7 separate regions of the Homo sapiens genome follow, and regions 2, 3, 4, 5, 6 and 7 are each linked to region 1. The links are chromatin contacts, found by Hi-C or POLR2A ChIA-PET in ENCODE. All regions are on one chromosome and are shown on one strand. The core of a region is the stretch at or near the end of the contact, and the rest is flanking DNA. Distances in the headings are between cores, read along the strand shown.

Region 1 (2,700 bases), core at 96-2,595:
AGCCTGTTTGAGTTGGGTCTTCTGTCATCCAAGACTTTTTTTCAATAATACAGTCACCTTCTGTTTCCACACTTGTGGAAACTTAAAAAAAAAAAAAAAAAAACCGCGGCCGAGCGCGGTGGCTCACGCCTGTAATCCAAGCATTTTGGGAGGCCGAGGCGGGCGGATCACCTGAGGTCAGGAGCTGGAGACCAGCCTGGCCAACATGGCGAAACCTCGTCTCTACAAAAAAAATACAAAAATTAGCTGGGCGCAGTGGCGGGCGCCTGTAATCCCAGCCACTCAGGAGGCTGAGGCAGGAGAATCGCTTGAACCCAGGAGGCGGAGGTTGCAGCGAGCCGAGATCGCGCCATTGCACTACAGCTTGGGTGACAGAGTGAGACTCCGTCTCAAAAACAAAAGCAGAAACAAAAACCGCCCCATAGCCCAGCCGCTCGTTCTCATCCTTCTCTCCCATCCTCACCCCAGTGCCTTCACCGCCCCGTCCCCGCTTTCCGGCTGCCTCGGCGCGGGCCTGGTGGGCCAGGAGGGCTCCCACCCGGGGCAAAGCCTCAAGACGCGGGGCCGGCGTTCTCCCTGGAAGGCTCGCTGCGGCCACCCTTCCCCAGGTCCCCGGAGCCCACGTTCTCCCAGCTCGCCCGGCTCCCGTTTCGCTCCCAGCTCCAGTATGAACCCGGAGCACGTGCAGTTCTACCCTGATTGGCTCGTCATCATCGTGTTCCACAGCCTAGTCCCCAGCTCGCTGTCTGTCACCCTGCGTTCCCAGAGCACAGAACCGGGCAAAGAGCCGGGAACCCACGGCACCAGAGCTAATCCCTGATGAGTCACCGCTCCAGGCGCGGACACTCGGGCTTCCTCGCCCCACTCTACGGGCCAAGGAGACGTCAGCAGGATCCCACCTCCCACAGCAGTCGAGCAAGAGAGCACGCGGAACAAAGGAGCTCTGCGTGATTTCACACAAGAGCCACTCGGATTTCCTTCAAATCTGAGGCAAAGCGCATTTCCCTTCGCGGCTCCGGGCAGCCTCCGAGCACCGGGTCTCCGGCACTACCTCCCCTGGGCCGTGGGGTGGCAGCAAACGTCAAGGGGGATGCGCATGCTCTGTGTGGGGCCTCGCCCTTCGCCCCCGCGGCCGCCGAGTGACGGAAGCGCGTGCTTAGGCTCATGGGAAATGTGGTTTCTAAACCGCGGGCGCCCCCTGCCTGGGCCCAGAGCGGGACTTCAGCTCCCGGCCGGCTGGCTGGCGCGTGTGGAAACGCGGGAGGAGAGGGCGGGGCGAGTGGGAGAAAAGGTGGGCGGAGCCGGTGGGAAGGCCAGGCGGAGGGGGCGGGGCTTCGGCCGGCTAAGCCGCGGCCACCCGCGGTCTGAGGGACCGGAGGAGCGGGGCCGGGAGCTGCGAGGAGCCCCCCAGACGTCGCCGAGCGCGAGGGCGGGCGTGCTCGGAGTGGTCGCTCGTCAGCCGCCGCCCCTCAGTCTCCGCACTTGCAGGTCCCCTCCCTCTCCGCCGGGACGCGGGAGAGCCCGGCTCGCGGCGGGGGCGGCCAATGCGAAACTGGCTGGTGCTGCTGTGCCCGTGTGTGCTCGGGGCCGCGCTGCACCTCTGGCTGCGGCTGCGCTCCCCGCCGCCCGCCTGCGCCTCCGGGGCCGGCCCTGCAGGTGAGGTCCTGGGGCCGGGCGGGTTGGCGGCCGCCGGGGGGGTGGGAGGCCCGGCTTGGTGCCGCGGGGCTTCGCCGGGAATTGTTGGAGGCGGGGGAAGGGCCAAACGCGACGGTCCCCAGACGAAACAAACGGCTCTTTTCATCCTTGGAGCGTTAACATCGGGCAAACTTGAGGGAGCTTTTCTCTTTTCGTGTCCCCGCCTCTTCTCACTTCCCCGTTTCCCTTAACGCCCGCAGAGCCGGCGCCCGCAGTTGCAAGTCCTTCGCCTGTCCCCAGGCCTGGTTAGTGATGTCCGACGCCGCCCGTTCGCCCGGGAGCGGAACCTCGTGTGCCCTTCAGCCGCCAGCGCTTTCTGCTTTGGGAGCTCTGGCTCTGAAGTTGTTTTCTTCCCCCCCAAGTTGTTGGTCTTTCTCGGTCAAGACTGGGGTTTTAGTGCCGTGGATAATGTGTGTGCGTGTTTTCAAAGGTGGCTCGGTTTTGCTTTTAAGGAATAACTTTGCTGTAAGAATATACTGTAGTTCGTATTCTTGGATTATGATGTAAGTCGGTTAAACAAATCTAGACATGAAATAGGGCATGGCCGAGAGTTGGAGTTGTTCCTGTGAGTTTGGATCGCATAACCTGCTAATGCAGTTTACATGGAAATATCAAATTCTTTAACGATCGTGTCCATTTGCTCTAAAACTTAATCTCTCGTAGGAATGAAACCTTTGTTCTTGTTTCGCGTCACAGCCTAATAGAATGCTTTACTTACGGTGCCCAGCGGATTGTTTTGTTAGTGGGTTCCACCACCCTGAACACTACTTTAGCTTTCCCTGTATCTCTTGTCTTCTTCTTTAAGGGCTTGCCCTAGAACATGAAAGAAACCTAGAAAGCTCTTTTAAATATTATGTAATACTTAATTTTGTAACTATACTGGGACTTTTTTCCCTTACCATCTCTCCCCAAAACAGCTGTTTTCTAATCCAAAAGTTCTTAAAATTAGAATTGAGTGTTTGCAGTTCAGCACTCTATGCCTTATAAGTAGAAAGTATTCGGCAA
Region 2 (2,700 bases), core at 166-2,665, 1.0 Mb after region 1:
TACAGAGAATGCTGGAAAAGAGATTCATGCATTATTTAGAGCATTCGTCTAAATGCCCTCCCAGATCCCTTCTAACTCCATGAGGTCCCATGAGTCTGTGAAATGCATGGGCAAAGGAAGAGGAACTGAGGCTTTGAAATCAGATATACCTAGTTCCAATTCCTAGTTCTCAAGTTTACTAGTTGTGTGACTTTGGGTGAGCTGCTTAACCTCATAGGAGCCTAGAGTCCTCATCTAAAAACCTGGGCCAGTGCCAACTACCAAGCCATGACTGTGAGGATTAAATGAGACATCACTTCCATAAAAACACGGAACAGAGTGTGAGGCATACAGCAGGTGCCAAGGTAGATATTAGATCCTGCTTTTCATTATTGGTGCAAGTTTCTGATGGGTCAAACATGCAGGCTGTTGTATATTTGAATATTGCTTCAGTCTTCACTTCCACGGTTTTATTTCAAAAAGAGAAAGAAGGAAGGAAATAAACAGAAACTGTCAGAGGCCCTTCGGAAATCATCACTCATCCATTGAAATGTGCTTTCCATTCAAAAACTACCTTATTAATTATTCATTGCTTTTGGAACTGAAAATGAGAACAGAGCTTAAGACCCAGAGTTGGACAAGAACAGTGTTCCAACTGCTTGATTTCTGTCATTTCCTGGTTTCTACGCAGTACCTCCCAAAATCTGAGATTTGCAGTTTTGGGAGTCGAGAGAACTTTAGGCTTGATGATCAGTCAGGTTTAGTCAGGTTTAGCCAATGCCCTGGAATGACTGTTCTCTTTACTTTCATTTCCACTCCCGGCACCGCATTTCTGGGGGATTATTTCACTGCATGGGTGGCCCGAGTCCCTTGGCCTTCAGCCTTATGGCTCATTCCACCGCTCTGGGCAAGCCATAACCACCCGAACATGCAAGTCTTTCTTTTGTGCCCCAGTGGCATGAGTAACATCATTAACTCTTCAGGGCCGAGGTTTGGGATTAGGTAAAAATCTTACATCCCCCCGTGTTTGCAGTCAGAACACCAGAGTAACAACAGGGTGTTTGCGGGGCTTGTTTTCACGCCAGAAATGAGGTTGCCCTAACACACAATCCTTAAGATGTTTTTTCCCTAACGATTGTCTTCACCAGGATCGTGGGTTACAAAATGGAAGCTCAGTGCTTCCTGCTTCGAGTTCCAGTAGAACAAACATGCAAGAGACTCCTCGGCTTGGAAACTCTTCAAACCAGGGAAGGGCTGCTGATGTGTCCCCAGGAGGGGAAGGGCAGGAGGAGCACAGTTGTGCAGGGGGGTGTTTCACATGCTTCTCTAAAGAAGAGCTTCCTAAAGTGTAAAAAGGCTGGGGAAAGACACATTTCCCAAGGCCTGGGGCCAGTGCGGGGACAAACGCGAGGCTGGCGCACGTGCATTGCGGGTTCCGCGCGCCATCTGGTGGCTTCGGGCTGACATTGGGCGCACCATCCGGGCTTTTACCCCATTGACAGACCTCATAGAAGGAACCCATTGCGGGCGATAAAGTTCTGCTGGAAGTGATCACCAGGGCCCCCAAAGGAAGACACCGAGGGCCAGATGTTCCGAATTCCACTCCTTATTCTACAACTGGATACTGAAAGCCTCAGGTTCTCTTTGACAAGGGGGCACTGATCCTTCCTTCAGGACCAGCCTTCCTATCACACAGCAACATAAGCACTCGGCTCTGGGCAGTGTGGCCCCTCTGTGCCTTGCTTTCCACATCATGACGCCACATGACGGGCCACAGGAGTCTTCCCTTCGCCCCTACCTGGAACGCGTGTATTCCCTTCCAGCCTTGTGAATCCCACAGTTCTCAAGGCTCAGTCCACAGGCATCTTTATATCCTTAGAATATTTGCCTCATATTTTGTTCATACTAGTGTTTCCAAAGTGTGTTCCAAGAATGATGGTGTTATTAATCAGAATTGTATCTCTTTTTGAAAAGGCATTCAAAGTTTGGGAAAGTCAGGGTTACGCAAAGGTTAAACAGACCTGATTGCAGGATATCTCAGGAGCATGACACATACTGAGAATGTAGTGGATTTCTAAGAAGGAACTACAGTTTGCTATAGTTTCTAAACTTGTTTGACATCAAAACCTTCCTCCTATCTCCACCTTTGAAATGTATCTTGCAAATATTGCATCTAATAAAACAATTTTAAGGAAAAATAGCATCCTGTTCACTTGACCCAAGATTATGTAGCTGTCTTTTTAAAACTGGAAGACATCTGCATTCGTTTGCTAGGGCTATTATATTGCCTCACGGTTGTGGATGCTGAAGATCCAAGGCCAATGTGTTGGCAGGGTTGGTTTCTTCTGAGGCCCCTCTCCTTGGCTTATAGATGGTCGTCTTCTCTCTGTGTTACCACATGGTCTTCCCTCTGTGCCTATCTGTGTCCTAGTTGCCTTCTCTTTTCTTCATTGTTTCTTCTTCTTCTCCTTCTTCTTTTTTTTTTTTTTTTTTTTGAGATGGGGGTCTCACTATGTTGCCCAGGCTGGTCTCAAACTCCTGAGCTCAAGTGATCCTTCTGCCTCAGCCTCCCAAAGTGCTGAGATTACAGGAATGAGCCACTGTGCCCAGTCCTAATTTTCTCTTCTTATAAGGACATCGGTCATATTGGGTTAGGACCCACCAACATGACCTCATTTTACCTTAATCACCCTTTTAATGTCCCTATGTCCAACTACAGTT
Region 3 (2,700 bases), core at 85-2,584, 1.1 Mb before region 1:
TGGGAGAGAATCTGCATGAGGTATAGACAACCAGGGCCTCCAAATTTGTAGCTGTGTTTCTGACATTCTCCAGGGAAGACGGTTACAGAAAGACTTGACCCCCTGGCCCCGCAGAGCTCTTCAGAGAAATTAATGCATCCAGAAAAGACAGAGCATCAGATCTCACTCCTTCGTCTGGAAGACGTCAGTTCATCCTAGTTCTAGCGCATACCGGTGTTTTGGAAACAGATTAGCTATATTCATACATAAGGATACTCTTCCGCAACACTATCTGTAGTGAGGCCAAGACCAGTGGTTGCGGGAATCTTCGCAAACAGGCAAGAGACAATTTTTAGGGGCGATGGAAACTGTCATTTTGACTGGGGAGGTCATTACACCTATACATGCATTTGCTAAAAGTCATCAAACTCTTCCACTGACGTGGGTGTAACCATTGTTTGTAAATTATACCTCAACAGGATTCGATTAATTTATTTATTGAGACAGTCTCGCTCTGTGGAGTGCAGTGGTGCAATCTTGGCCCACTGCAACCTCCGACTCCCGGGTTCCAGCGATTCTTCTGTCTCAGCTTTCCTAGTAGCTGGGATTACAGGCGCCCGCCACCACGTCCGGCTAATTCTTTTATTTTTAGTAGAGACGGGGTTTCGCTATGTTGGCCAGGCTGGTCCCGAACTCCTGACCTCAGGTGATCAGCTCGCCTGAGCTTCCCAAAGTGCTCGGATTACAGGCCGCGCCTGACTATGATTCGTTTTGAAAGAAAAAAATATATGCCATTTACCCCTCGGGAATGGAAACATAGAGGAGTGACAAGATCTCCCCCAAGCTCTGGGGCGGTGGAGTCCAGCATTTATAGATCGGTTTGCACTAGGAGCAGAAGCTCCTTTCACGACAATCTCGGCCTCTTCCCACTTTGTAGAGTGAGTAACAAGCTCGGAGAGATGAAATAATTTGGTGGCGTTAACCCGGCCGACAGGCGCCAGCGCCAGGATTTGAACCCAAACCACGTGACTTCACAACCCATAGCTTTCAACACTACGCGGTGCTGCTGGCACCTAGTAAAGGCTGGATCACTACTGAATGAATGATTCTGGCTACGGATCCTTAAAGCCCACAGAAGGCCCATCCAGAGACCGAAAGCTTCAGACACAAGCCGCAGAGCAGACCGCTAAACCGGAGCTACAGAGGCGAAGCTCAGACTTGAGCCTGAGTCCGGCGGGCTGAGGGGCGGGCTTTCGTCTCGGGAGGCGGAGCTGTCTCGTCGCATTCCCGGCAAGCTTGAACCTCTTCACTTGCCGTAGCGCCTGCAGCAGGAAGTTGCTCTACAGCATGCCTTAGGTTTCCGGGTGAGGGTTGGGCTCCTTGGTACCATGTGGGAAGCGCTGTGAAGAGTTGTTGCCTTCCAAGATATACCCAAATTCCCAGTTCCAGGTAAGCGGCACAGAGCCGCTTGATGTGGCTGCGGATGGGGGCGGCATATCGAGGGAGGGTAAGAGTTTTCCGGATATCTGCGGAATCAGGGTTGAAGGAAAGCCTTGGCGCGGTCGCCGCTACTGTAATTAGTTGTTAACGCTGCTGCCATCGTCTTTGCATCTCCGGGGTCCACAAATCTCAGGACACCCGCGTTGTGTGTCCATGACGGTGCTGAGTGCAGAAGAGAATTGTTTGTTTACGAGGCGCCTTATAATTTCGTAGAAACTTATCAAAGTGCTTACGTTTTTTTAGCCCGTGTCATTAAAACTCCGCTGGCGTGAAAGATGACGTCCTTAGCCCAGCAGCTGCAACGACTCGCCCTCCCTCAAAGTGATGCCAGCCTCTTATCTAGAGATGAAGTTGCTTCTTTGTTATTTGACCCTAAGGAAGCGGCCACAATCGACAGGGACACCGCCTTCGCCATTGGTGAGCCATCTTTTAACTTAGAAAAGCTCTTGGAAGCGTTTGTTTTCTGGATGTTACTGTTTTTTTTTTTTCCCCTTGTTTTCTCTTCTGTCCCGTCCTCTTCCTTAGCAGTTTCTAGCATGTTGATGTATATTTTTAAGGGAAAGAGAACATAACAGTCAGGTGCTTGGTGCTTGAAATGTTTATGAGTAGAGGTATCTGGATTTCACAGATGAAGAAACAAAATTAGAGAGGTCAACTAATATGTCAAAGAGAAGAACAGCTAAAAGGGGGATGGAGGCAGTGACTGGGGTGACGGAGAAGTCCTCTCAGAGGACTGGCCTAGTTATTGTAGGGGATATCCAAAAAAAAAAAAAAAAAAGTGTTCCCTGCCACGAAGTACTTTCTGTTCTAGTAGATGAGATAGGATTTACTCTAAAAGTTGAAAACTAGAAATCAGTGTTTGGGACTGTATTATAAATTATATGTACTTAAAGAATTCAGAAACTTCTTAGGGGTAAGTAAAACTGTAAAAGAGGGGTGGGATGAATTTGCTTACGAAGAATTGTTAAATAAACTGGCCTTTTTTGAAATTTAGGATGTACTGGCCTGGAAGAGTTGCTTGGAATTGATCCTTCCTTTGAGCAGTTTGAAGCACCGTTGTTCAGTCAGCTAGCAAAAACCTTGGAGCGAAGTGTTCAGACCAAAGCAGTAAACAAACAGTTGGATGAAAACATTTCATTATTCCTTATTCACTTGTCGCCTTACTTCCTGCTTAAGCCAGCACAGAAGTGTCTGGAGTGGTTGATTCACAGGTAGCTAATA
Region 4 (2,700 bases), core at 59-2,558, 1.3 Mb before region 1:
CGGTTAACCTCTGATAAATTTCCTTGTGCGTTACGAATTTAGTATTCCCCCTCTTCCTGAAGCTAAACATCCCCACTATGTGATAGGATATTTACTGTTTTGTACTTATCACTAATTCTCGTTTCTACATCTCCTCACCCGTTTTTACGGGTGTATTTGTCCTCAAATTATAATCAGGCATGACCTTAGAGATCTAGAGCTCGTTATAAAGCTAACATTACGTTCAGTTCTCGTGCTAAACTAGCTTTTTCTCACTGTTGATCCCAGGGCCACCAACATCAGAATCGCTTGAAATTACTACCTCCCATTTCGGTATCTGGAGGTGGGGTCTGCTCATCTATTTTAACATAGTGAGTCTATGCATATTGCAGTTTTGCAGCAGCGTGCGTAGAAGCAGAAAATAAAAAGTTCCATGTAGTAGTTTTAAATAGTTCTCTGAGTTTCCTCGTCTGTCTCTCCGCGCCTGAACTTTCTTTCGCAGTAGGTGCGCAATACATATTTACGAATAAGCGTCACACCATGCAAAAAAAAAAACTTCCAGAGGGCCCAGCTGGTTTATGCTGCGTGGAACTGGAAAGTTTAGTTACTGTGACGTTAAGAATGTGTTTCGGGGGCGAGGGGAGGACGCTTTTTGCAGGTTTTGATGGCTTGCCTGGGGAGAAAGAGGTGAAGGTCGGACAAAGAGTGGAGCAAAACACGTAGCCCTCCGGGCTCCTGCGCTAAGTTCTAAAGGTGCCGCCCACACGCGGGGAAACACCGCCGGGCGTCTCCCGCCGCAGAAGGGAATCGCCCCAGGGATTAGGAGGCCACAGCACGAGTTAAGAAACACAACCCAACCACGCAGACGGGGTCGCAGCGTTACCGGGTTGCGACAGGTCTTGGAGCGCGGGTGACATGTTGTCGAGTCTCCTCCTTGCGCAGAGGGCGCGGCAGAGAAGACGTGCTCTCCACAGGTGACGACGGCCAAGGGCCACGCCAGCCAGCGCCAGGCGAGCCTGCCACACAAGGCCCGGGTCTTTTGACGCCTCCCGTTGGCTCGCGTCGCGGGGGGACTGCGGACCCCGAAAGCCCGCAGCGCCCTAGGGCCTCTCTCGGGGCTGGGCGCGGCAACTGCTGGAGCACGTGCTTTCTTCCCGGGTACCCGGCCAGTCCTTGGTGTCGGCCTAGCAGCCAGACACGCGCGGCCAGAGGCGGAGTCGCGGGACGGCACGGAAAAGGACCCAAGAGAAAACCGGCAGAGGAGGACGACGTGACATCCGGCTCTGAGCCCCGCAGACATTTAGAACCTTTCAGAGCGCGGTTAGTTCTGCGCTCAATCTATCCTCGGCGTGGGAGGTCCCGCCCCTTCCGGCCTGTGATTGGTCTGCCCGAGCTCCTCGCAGCCGCATTGGCTGTCAATATCAACCAATCACCTGCTGTTTAGCCCCGGGGCTCTCTGGGAGATGTAGTCCCGCTCCCCAGTTTCCCGCGGGAGCTTTTCGCGTCTCTGTGTGCCCAGGATCCGGAAGTGTAAGCCTAAGTGGCCCCTCTAAGGAAAAGTCACAGCGCCAAGTTCGTGCTGATCTCGACACGCTGTGTGGTGTCGAGCCTGAAATTTTAGTTCCGTTTTGCTGTTGACTTGCGCTGGGCAAGACAGTTAACCTCTCAGTCTCCACACTCTACAAACAAGAATGATAGGATGGTAGTAATTAGAATTTTTTAGGGTTGTAGTAGGCGTTAAATGAGATCGTTTGACCGCGCTATGAAAACTCTGAATTACCATATGGGGGTGTTAATTGTAACTTATTGACAGTAAACATATATTGAGCACCTACTATGTGTCAGGCATTGGGGCACACACTTGGAATGCAAAATCAGACAAGCTACATCGCACCCTCACGTCCTTGGAGGAGGAACTCACAACCTAGTTAGATTAATAATTGAACAGGGAAAAAAGAACCACATACATTTTAAAAGAGCTAGAGTATTCAAAGGGGCCAGGGAAAGGTTTCAAAGAAGAATCTGGGTCCTGAAGGAAGAGTGGTACCAGGTAAGGTTGTTCCAGTCAGGAGAAGCTCCCTGTGTACAACACAGCACTTTAGGGAATTCTAAAATAAAGGGCAGCTCTGTAAGGCCGAGCATGGTAGATGTGAGAAAAAGCAAATTCATCTAGAAAAATCTCTGTAAGGCTGAGCATGGTAGATGTAAGGAAAAGCAAATGCATCCAGAAAAATAAAAACTATAACCAAATTATGACATTTACTAAGCTTTAAAAAAGGCACAAATTTGCATGCCATTCTCATTTTATTGTATGTAATTATACCTCAATTTTGAAGATTTGAAAAATTATTATAATGCGTATCACATTCTTACCAAGACCATCTTACCAAAGATGGTCTTACTTGGAAGGTGGGGGGAATGGAGTAGGTGAGAGAGAATGCAACAAAGAAGGGAGGGAGGAATGAGATGGCCCTAAATAGCCAAAAATCTTAAGATTATAAGGGCTAGGGTGAGAGTAGGTGAGGGATAAACGACTACACATTGGGTGCAGTGTCCACTGCCTAGGTGATGGGTGCACCAAACTCTCAAATCACCACTAAAGAACTTATTCATGTAACCAAACACCACCTGCTCCCCAAAAACCTATTGAAATAAATAAGTTAAAAAAAAAGAAGAAGAAAAGGAGGAAAGAAAAAAAAGCAAGGTCTTCTATGCTGAACT
Region 5 (2,700 bases), core at 26-2,525, 1.1 Mb after region 1:
CTTCTCCCACCAAAGGTGAAACTCCAGTAAACTTGCTTTTCTTTTAACAGCTACCTAATATTCCATTTGCCTTAGGATATCGCTTGAGTCCATTACTGATGGACACTTTAATAAGGTTTTGTTTTGTTTTTTAAGACTAGATACAAAAGCCCTTTTGAAAAGGCTGAAGGAAAGGCTAGAATAGAGAAGAGGGGAGATGCGGAAGTTGGGGGAGATAGGGCAAAACCCAGGGGAATGGGATCTGTTGCGGGGCAGGGTATTGCCCTTTGAAGAGAGACTCTTGACAGTGAAGGAGAAAAGAGGACAGGTGGGTAAGGAGGTGGCAGGAAGAAGAAAGATCTCTCACTCCTGTCTCCTGTGATGTGTGAGGCATGGCTGTCTGCTGATAGTGAGAGGGTTGGGGAGGGCATAGGAACTCCAGGGAGTGAAGAAGACACACTGGTCAGGGCAGGAGCGTGATCTTGCCAGAAAAATGTCTTGAAATTGCTGCTTAGTTTATGGGTTGATGATCATGAATTTTATCTGAAACCTGCCTGCCATATTGTATAACTTTTATCCCTACCTTTTTTGCCTTTTAAAACATAAACTTGACAACAGATGTTTTAAAAATTTAAACGCTGCTCATAGTAAATTTGTTTGGTTTGTGAAAGTAGGTACAACTTGGCTGCATGGTATGAGTCTTTGGAGTAGAAAAGGTGACTTTTATGTAATGGTTTTCTCTCCTGGAAAAAAGAGTTTTCTGCCAGACATAGGTTTAAGGTTCCATTTCAAAATGTGAAATTTATTAAGTGTCAGTTTTTAAAGTATGTATTGATCTTGGAGAGGTGTGTATAAATCTTAGGATAAAGTTCATAAAATTTTCTGTTCCTTCTCAACTCTGCAGCCACCCTTTAAGATACTGAATTGATTCTCCCCTCACCAGAGTTGTTTCATTTGTCTGTGGCTCATACCATATTTTTAATCCTTAGGAATGCCAAGAAGAATTGGCAACGCATTCAGGAGCATTTCTTTTTTGCAACATTTCACCCACTCAAGGATTATTGTCTAGAGGTGAGTAGAGAATATCATTTGTAAATTCTCTATTGTATCTTTAATCCTGATGCTTCCTTTCTGCTTTTGTTGAAGGGTTGTGATTAGGGTAAAGTTTTTTTCTTGCTTACAAACATCACCTTAACATTTTAAAGTTCTAAGTTTAACTTTGTCACTTTATGCAGATGACTTGCTTTCATTTCACTCTTAAGCAGTGAAAATTGGCTAGTCATTTTCACTTTCTATTTCTCAGGCAGTGTCTGGCTTGTAAACAATGGAAGGGAATATTTAACTCTAAACAGAAATCTGTTCTGACATTAAAAGGAAATGAGTGAGAACATTTGTGCAGGTGAGATTTCATTGTACTGAAGCCCATTGTTAATGAAAGAACAAAAAGATATACTTTTTTGTTAATGGCAATTTTTAGGTTCTGGGTAATGAGAATTGTATAGGAGATGATACATCACCTCACTGACTGTAACAAAATGTGCTTATATAATTTTAAGAACCATAAACATGCTTATTATGATTAACATGTAAATTAATTCAATATGTAAATCATTAGACATTGCATAAATTATGATACCTTCTCCCTTTTTCAACTGTAATTATAATGTGCTGCCCTTGAATTTAAATCACTGACCTAGGGCTTTTCCTCTGAAGAACTTATAAGTTATTGGTAACTTAAGCTGCTGTGCATAAGCAATTTTTTTGGTGGATTACTAAGATTATTGATAAACTGATCTGTAAAAAAGTATAGATCTATATATTGCAAGATATGCATCCTAGAACACTAATGTGTATTTTCTGCTGCTTCACTGCAAATATCATTTAGGATTTTTCAAAGATTTTAATATGCTCTGCTCTGTGTTCTTTAGCGCCCAGAATGCTTTGTCCGGCATCTTTCTGCAGGACTCCTCTAGTCACTCTAGTGTTAAGTCAACCTTTTTCTATTCAGTCTTCCAACAGGAGTAAGTCCTTTGCCTCCCTCCTGCCCTCCCTCATCCTTACCTTTGACCACCTCACTCTCATATGTTTTATGATTTATTCTCCAGTCATGAAATGAATTAAAGGTGTATGTGTAAATAAAATAATGGGGCTTAATTGTTCATAGGAACTGTATCTCTTCATGTATTTGTTTTTTTTTTGTTTTTATTTTATTATTATTATACTTTAAGTTTTAGGTTACATGTGCACAATGTGCAGGTTAGTTACATATGTATAAATGTGCCATGGTCGTGTGCTGCACCCACCAACTCGTCATCTAGCATTAGGTATATCTCCTAAAGCTATCCCTCCCCCCCTCCCCCCACCCCACAACAGTCCCCAGAGTGTAATGTTCCCCTTCCTGTGTCCGTGTGTTCTCATTGTTCAGTTTCCACCTATGAGTGAGAATATGCGGTGTTTGGTTTTTCGTTCTTGCGATAGTTTACTGAGAATGATGATTTCCAATTTCATCCATGTCCCTACAAAGGACATGAACTCATCATTTTTTATGGCCTCATAGTATTCCATGGTGTATATGTGCCACATTTTCTTAATCCAGTCTATCATTGTTGGACATTTGGGTTGGTTCCAAGTCTTTGCTATTGTGAATAGTGCCGCAATAAACATACGTGTGCATGTGTCTTTATAGCAGCATGATTTATAGTCCTTGTGTATATACCCAGT
Region 6 (2,700 bases), core at 163-2,662, 1.0 Mb before region 1:
TTCTTCATATCCTATTTTAAAATTTAAATTATATATTATGTTACTGATATTTACCAAATAATAGAATATTATTACAATCAACGATCTGCCTCCCATTCTTACCAGTGTGCTCATATACTAAATAATTTTGGATTGTGAGTGTAGGAAATATTGACTTAAAAAATACATCAGTAGAAAATTTCTAACATGGAATTTATTATTAAAAATACTAAAATAGGCCAGGCATGGTGGCTCACACCTGTAATCCCAGCACTTTGGGAGGCCAAGGCGGGTGGATCACCTGAGGTTCAGGAGTTAGAGACCAGCCTGACCAATATGGTGAAATCCCATCCCTACTAAAAATACAAAAATTAGCCAGACGTAGTGGCATGCACCTGTAGTCCCAGCTACTCAGGAGGCTGAGACAGGAGAATTGCTTGAACCTGGGAGACGGAGGTTGAAGTGAGCCGAGATTGTGCCACTGCACTCCAGCCTGGGCAACAGAACGAGACTCCATCTCAAAAAAAAAAAAAAATTTAATTAATTAATGGTAAATACTAATCAAACAGTCCCGTACAATTACCAGAGGTATTCATTTAGATTTTCATTTCCATAAAATGAGAATTACAGTATTCACATCATTGGTTTGTTCTGAGGATTGAGTTAATAAAACAGCGAAAGAGTAAGCGCTATGTTAGCTATTATTATTGTGAATAGAAAGAATTGCTCTTCCTCCTCCAATTTAAACAAATCAAAGTAGGGAAAAATCCAATACTTTTAATACTATTAAGATACGGTTTTCTCTGTTGCTTAAAAAAATAATAATCACAGGGCAGGGGAGTGTTGGAAAGCATCAGCCACATTTTTTAAGATAAAAGCACTCATGGACACTACACTACATTTAATAGCTCCAGGAAAAACTCGACTTTAAGCAGAACTAAAGGGGAAATGAAACCAGAGCTTCCTGTATTTTACTTCCAGCAATTCTGTCATTATACTGCACACCAACAATACACACCGATCAAATCTATCACTTTTTCTTTATTAAGAAAAAAAACTGTATCCCTCTTGGTTTACCACCTAAATATAGCCCCATGTCATTAACTTAATTCGTTAGTCAAAACCTCAAAACTCTGGCTCCGTGACTCAATTCAGGAAGTAAGAACAAGAGCAAAAAGAATGGATGCCGAGTTGCCATACACATGTATAATAACAAGCCAGTGACCCAATTTAAGCCATCTGCTTGCATTAAATCACGCAACCCCCGAAGTATCCCCAGGGACAGGTCCCGCCAGCATGAACACTTCGTATGCATCACAAGCAGCCATCACTTAAGTTTCACGTACGGTCAAAGGAAGTCACATGACTTGCGCTTTGCAATGTTTAACACTGCAGTCAAATGACTCGGCATCCTAAAGAGCGTGTTAGAGGCAGGGAACGCAATGGAGGTCACTCCACTGTCACTACAAATTCCGGGAAGGAAACTTCCCCAGATTCCTCCACTTGGAGGTGGCGCTCGGCCTCAGGCTAGGAGGGAACAGGTGAGAAAGCAGCCCAGGTGGGGTGGGTTTGCAGCGAGGAGACACCCCAGGGCAAACAGCCTGACCCCAGCCAGGGATGTCCAAGAAAGGCCGCGACTCCTGATAATCCCTTATGCCCCGGAGCGCCTCGCCTGCAGAGGCAGCGTCCCCGCCACCCAGCCCCGGCTCTGCCGCGGTGAGGACCGGCGGGTCGGGGTGGACTGGACACTGTCCCACCCATCAAATGGTGATTTAGGAGCCGTGACATCCGAATGCCATCCTCCACTGGCGAGACCCTCAGAGCAGCCACGCCTCTAGCGACTGCCCCGCCACCCGAGGCCGGGGGTCGCGCGACTCACCCAAAGACTGGTGTTTCAGGCGCTCCACGGAGCAGGTTGTTTGTCAGCAGCTAAGTGCCGTCAGGGTTCCCGGCTCTGGCGTCCGTGGGCGGCTACGGGAAGCGACAGGAGTCAGTCCTCGTTCACTTCCCGGCTCGCGCGCCTCACTGCTGTGGTCTCCCCACCCTCCCCGCGCCCCGCCTTCTGTGTCTGGGGCGTCCCTGGCGGCTCTGCTGGGTTTTGGACAGGGACCCGCCGCTGATCGCCACCCAGCTCGGCCTCCTGCACAGCCTCTGGAGCCTTGGACCGCGACTGGCTTGCTGTGGGACGAGCACAGAGGGATAAGGACAAAGAATGTGTCCTGGGTGGATCTGGCTGCCTTTGCCCGGAAGGCGGAGTGGGGTGGGAGGTGGTAGGAAAATGGGAAGGAAAGAAAAGAAAGGTGGGCCGACGTCCACCTGGCTGTTCCAGGCCTCCAGGTCTAGGAGGGAGGGCGCTCGGGGCTGGGACTTTTCAGGACCAGGGTGGTCACCGCACAGGCCCCGCCTGCCTGGACCAAGCGCTGGCCTTCCCGGGGCGCCCAGGTCCACGGGGTCAACGCCAGGGTTTTCTCAGCTTCCTCGTCTGCCTCGGATCCAAGTCCAGACAGTGCCAGAAGAGACTTGGAGGCGCTGCTTTTTGACAGTACACACCTCTGTATGCAGGTGAAACGGTGGGGGAAGGGTTCAGTACGCTGGACTGTGCCCAGCCCAAGCTCCCCATCCGTTAGTGATAACTTGGACTCGCAGCCACTCCGCGTCACTCGCCAGTTATCCTGCGTGTGGGTGTTTTCTCCAAATTGGACACTTAGGGAACAGTTTAAG
Region 7 (2,700 bases), core at 69-2,568, 1.2 Mb after region 1:
ACAGCACTGAGAAGGCAACGAACAATCCACAAAAACCAGGCTGATGAATTAAAAATCTCTTTGGTGACGCTGAATACACAGACTGTGCAGCGTGTTGGTGAAATGGAGAAGAAGTTGAAGACCTCACAAAACGGTCTTTTAATTAAGATTTTTGTATTTGTTCTCCAGCTGCCTGGAAATTCCAATAAGACAGTTTTAATTAGAACCAACGTTCACATTTCCCCCTGAGAACTATCAACATTTCGCTAACCCCAATTTTTAAGAATCAAGCTATGGAGACCATAGATAACTGACTTTGTATCTGTTTTTCCTTTTAAAAGTGGAGTTCAATGCATGTGATGGTTTTTTTTTAACCAAAACACTATCCAGCATGTGGCCTATTTTGTACACAAATGCTACCATGTGCAGCATGTAATGAGTATGCGGTCCACAGTCACTTGTGCTGGTCAGTCTTACCTTTTGCTTCATCTGGATGCCTCCGGGAGCTGGATTGTGGCACCCTTAAGCAGGGGGACTTTCCAGACTGTGTGTATTCCTCCCAAGCCCTCAAGTATCCTAAAAATCATTTCATGAATCCTCCATCAAGTCCCCATTTCTCCATTCAGATGCCCCCGATTCCTTCCCTGCTCCAGACCCTCAACACCTTGTGCATGATGAATTGTAGCAATCCTTCTGAAGGCCTTCTGAAGCCATCCTTCTGAGGCCATCCAGCCTTCACCTGACCTCTTGTGAAGTCTTGCATAATTTAGAATCTGTATCACGTAATTTATAACTCAAATTTTCACGATCCTGAAAGATGGAGTATTATTTTGTGATAGCAGGATGTGCTTCTGGCCTTCCTGCTGCCTCTTCAAAAATGCTCAGCACAAACCTAAGTTCTTGGCTACTCCAGATAGGGGGGCAGGACAGACTGCTGGAATTGTAGGGAGGCTCGTGGGAGGGGGGTTGCCTGGGCTTGCGTTCCCTGCATCCCCTGTACCACTCACACCGGTGTGGGCCCTTCTGGGCAGTCATCAATAAAGAAAGTCAAAGAAAGCCATCGCCAAGCTTCTGAAGACTTATAGGCAACAGCCTGTATAAGGGATAGTAAAAATAAGTAGACACAGCTGGCAGTCAGACGTCTGGGTTTGGAAATAATGATTCAAATCGATGCATTGAAGGTAGGAGTGCCAACTCCAGAGAACCAGGCAGGGACAGCTGGAGTGAGCCCATGCTGGCAATTCCCTGAATGCAGCAGGTGTCAGATGATGACATAATGCACACATGATTCAATAATGGATTAGGGAATACAAGGAAAAGGTGACAGAAAAGCAAGAGAGGGATCCGAGGAGTGCCGACCAGAGAGGCAGTTCATGTAGCCTCATTAGTAAAGCCCCCAGGGGCTGTGACTGTCCTGCGCGGGCTTCCAAGTCCACCTGAGAGTTCTGATGCTGTGCTGACCCCATGGCACATCAGGGGCAGCGAGCCTGCTGTCCACACTGGCTGGGAGAAGCAGCAGCCAGGCAAGAGAACAACAAACAGGGGCAGGCAGCCACCCACCAAGAGGACATGTGGAACCAGGCAGCACGCCATTTGGAAAGCAAGTCTATATGGGAGTGGTCACTATCATGGAAAGGAAAAAGAATGGGAAAACCTGAGATTTAAGAAAGACCCAATGCTGTTCTAGAAGCATCTTCAGAAAGAGCAATAAAGCTTCTTTGGGGAAGTCACAGGACACAGACTCTCCAGGGTGGAAGGGATCTTGAAGAGCACAGAGGCCAAGTCCTCATCCATCTCTCGACTTCCTTCATGACTCATCTGAAGACGGCTGGATTGGTCTATGTCTGTACCCTACCCTCACCCCACAATCCCAGTCCACCCTATCTCAGAACAATTTCAAATGCAGGGGAGGATCAGAGATGAAGATGTTACTCCAAAAGTATACATGCAAAGATGTTCTGGAAGTGCTACTTCTTAACTTGTCTGGTCTTATAGTCTGTGGTTGAAGTGAGTTTCTCCACTTCTAGAACGCTTTAGGTCTTGTTTCCTGTCCTCTTTGAAAAGTTTTATTAATAATTACGTGCTGCCCTTCTATTACTCCTACTTTCCATACCCTGGAAAGTATACACGGTTCTAGAATATTCCATTAGGAGGGCCAGGTAAGGATTCTTAAATATGAATGGATTTTATCATTCTCTGCCTGTTGTCTTCACACATTTGTTTCTTTCTTTTTTTGAGACAGAGTCTCGCTCTGTTGCCCAGGCTGGAGTGCAATGGCATGATCTTGGCTCACTACAGCCTCTGCATCCTGAGCTCAAATGATCCTCCTGCCTCAGCCTGTCAAGTAGCTGGCACTACAGGCATGCTCCACCATGCCTGGCTAATTTTTGTATTTTTTTGTAGAGACGGGGTTTTGCCATGTTGTCCAGGCTGGTCTTGAACTCCTGGACTCAAGCGATCCACCCACCTTCGCCTCCCAAAGTTCTGGGATTACAGACCTGAGCCACTGCATCTGGCCTTGTTCTCTTCACACATTTCTTAAATGGAGCTCAATCCCTGCACTCATTAATTGAAGGTCAAGGAATTATCATTATTCACTGGGATCATGGTACCAGATTGATTTACTAGCAATATTTTAGTTTTTCTTTGTGTACAAAGTCTATTCATGATATGATAAAACCTGAGACACAAATCTCAATGAATGAAGTTCTTGCTTTCGGC

What was found. Hi-C counts contacts between places; a loop is a spot of excess contacts on that map. ChIA-PET counts read pairs that join two places held with the same protein, here RNA polymerase II (POLR2A). Pooled maps may share reads with other maps.
Region 2: a map of ascending aorta shows a loop between it and region 1 (7-fold over the local background). The contact joins the enhancer-like site here to the promoter of B3GALNT2 in region 1. A Hi-C loop is called at or near these places in 3 of 168 maps with a recorded cell type or tissue (PC-9, ascending aorta and mammary epithelial cell), 14 of 37 single-sample maps with no recorded cell type and 16 of 50 pooled maps. POLR2A ChIA-PET finds 5 or more read pairs at or near these places in 4 of 52 experiments (A549, T-cell, activated CD4-positive, alpha-beta T cell and 1 more).
Region 3: a loop to region 1 is called in a map of endothelial cell of umbilical vein, with 25 times the contacts of the local background. The contact joins the promoter of HEATR1 here to the promoter of B3GALNT2 in region 1. A Hi-C loop is called at or near these places in 5 of 168 maps with a recorded cell type or tissue (B cell, CD4-positive, alpha-beta memory T cell, endothelial cell of umbilical vein and 2 more) and 15 of 50 pooled maps. POLR2A ChIA-PET finds 5 or more read pairs at or near these places in 1 of 52 experiments (CD4-positive, alpha-beta T cell).
Region 4: a map of B cell shows a loop between it and region 1 (32-fold over the local background). The contact joins the promoter of MTR here to the promoter of B3GALNT2 in region 1. A Hi-C loop is called at or near these places in 7 of 168 maps with a recorded cell type or tissue (B cell, CD14-positive monocyte, CD4-positive, alpha-beta T cell and 3 more), 2 of 37 single-sample maps with no recorded cell type and 20 of 50 pooled maps. POLR2A ChIA-PET finds 5 or more read pairs at or near these places in 3 of 52 experiments (CD4-positive, alpha-beta T cell, MCF 10A and activated T-cell).
Region 5: a pooled map shows a loop between it and region 1 (4-fold over the local background). The contact joins the enhancer-like site here to the promoter of B3GALNT2 in region 1. A Hi-C loop is called at or near these places in 8 of 50 pooled maps. POLR2A ChIA-PET finds 5 or more read pairs at or near these places in 2 of 52 experiments (B cell and T-cell).
Region 6: a map of B cell shows a loop between it and region 1 (10-fold over the local background). The contact joins the promoter of LGALS8-AS1 here to the promoter of B3GALNT2 in region 1. A Hi-C loop is called at or near these places in 8 of 168 maps with a recorded cell type or tissue (B cell, CD8-positive, alpha-beta T cell, ascending aorta and 5 more) and 21 of 50 pooled maps. POLR2A ChIA-PET finds 5 or more read pairs at or near these places in 2 of 52 experiments (MCF 10A and activated T-cell).
Region 7: a loop to region 1 is called in a pooled map, with 7 times the contacts of the local background. The contact joins the promoter of SLC35F3-AS1 here to the promoter of B3GALNT2 in region 1. A Hi-C loop is called at or near these places in 2 of 37 single-sample maps with no recorded cell type and 2 of 50 pooled maps.

Annotation. Positions count from the first base shown.
Region 1 is chr1:235,503,097-235,505,796 of GRCh38, reverse strand. B3GALNT2 (beta-1,3-N-acetylgalactosaminyltransferase 2) reads left to right here and starts at 1,345. Exons shown (of 12, transcript NM_152490.5): 1 at 1,345-1,656. The coding sequence starts at 1,545. RefSeq lists enhancers at 747-866, 567-1,243 and a silencer at 1,177-1,816.
Region 2 is chr1:234,497,971-234,500,670 of GRCh38, reverse strand. No RefSeq gene overlaps it. Among named protein-coding and RNA genes, the nearest start is that of TARBP1, 20 kb to the right of the region's middle. RefSeq lists enhancers at 620-709, 1,120-1,169, 1,210-1,259, 1,254-1,548. Within about 2 kb of position 1,415, at least 35 of the 41 ENCODE cell types and tissues checked have a DNase peak (open chromatin) inside an H3K27ac peak, as active enhancers do; they include PC-9, ascending aorta and mammary epithelial cell, where a contact is called at or near this core.
Region 3 is chr1:236,603,150-236,605,849 of GRCh38, reverse strand. HEATR1 (HEAT repeat containing 1) reads left to right here and starts at 1,334. Exons shown (of 45, transcript NM_018072.6): 1 at 1,334-1,428; 2 at 1,723-1,896; 3 at 2,474-2,690. The coding sequence starts at 1,755. RefSeq lists an enhancer at 1,134-1,393.
Region 4 is chr1:236,793,900-236,796,599 of GRCh38, reverse strand. It overlaps MTR (5-methyltetrahydrofolate-homocysteine methyltransferase), which reads right to left and starts at 1,308. Exons shown (of 33, transcript NM_000254.3): 1 at 863-1,308. The coding sequence starts at 896. RefSeq lists enhancers at 703-892, 993-1,282.
Region 5 is chr1:234,399,531-234,402,230 of GRCh38, reverse strand. It overlaps TARBP1 (tRNA guanosine 2 -O-methyltransferase TARBP1), which reads left to right. Exons shown (of 30, transcript NM_005646.4): 25 at 969-1,050. Among named protein-coding and RNA genes, the nearest start is that of COA6-AS1, 27 kb to the right of the region's middle. Within about 2 kb of position 1,275, at least 5 of the 41 ENCODE cell types and tissues checked have a DNase peak (open chromatin) inside an H3K27ac peak, as active enhancers do; they include B cell, where a contact is called at or near this core.
Region 6 is chr1:236,523,220-236,525,919 of GRCh38, reverse strand. LGALS8-AS1 (LGALS8 antisense RNA 1) reads left to right here and starts at 1,412. Exons shown (of 1, transcript NR_034040.1): 1 at 1,412-2,700. It overlaps LGALS8 (galectin 8), which reads right to left and starts at 1,938. Exons shown (of 10, transcript NM_201544.4): 1 at 1,859-1,938. RefSeq lists a silencer at 1,596-1,645.
Region 7 is chr1:234,271,640-234,274,339 of GRCh38, reverse strand. SLC35F3-AS1 (SLC35F3 antisense RNA 1) reads left to right here and starts at 1,318. Exons shown (of 2, transcript NR_183711.1): 1 at 1,318-2,138. All of the region lies in intron 3 of SLC35F3 (solute carrier family 35 member F3), which reads right to left. LOC105373206 (a long non-coding RNA gene) reads right to left here and starts at 1,277. Exons shown (of 2, transcript XR_949283.4): 1 at 457-1,277; 2 at 1-172.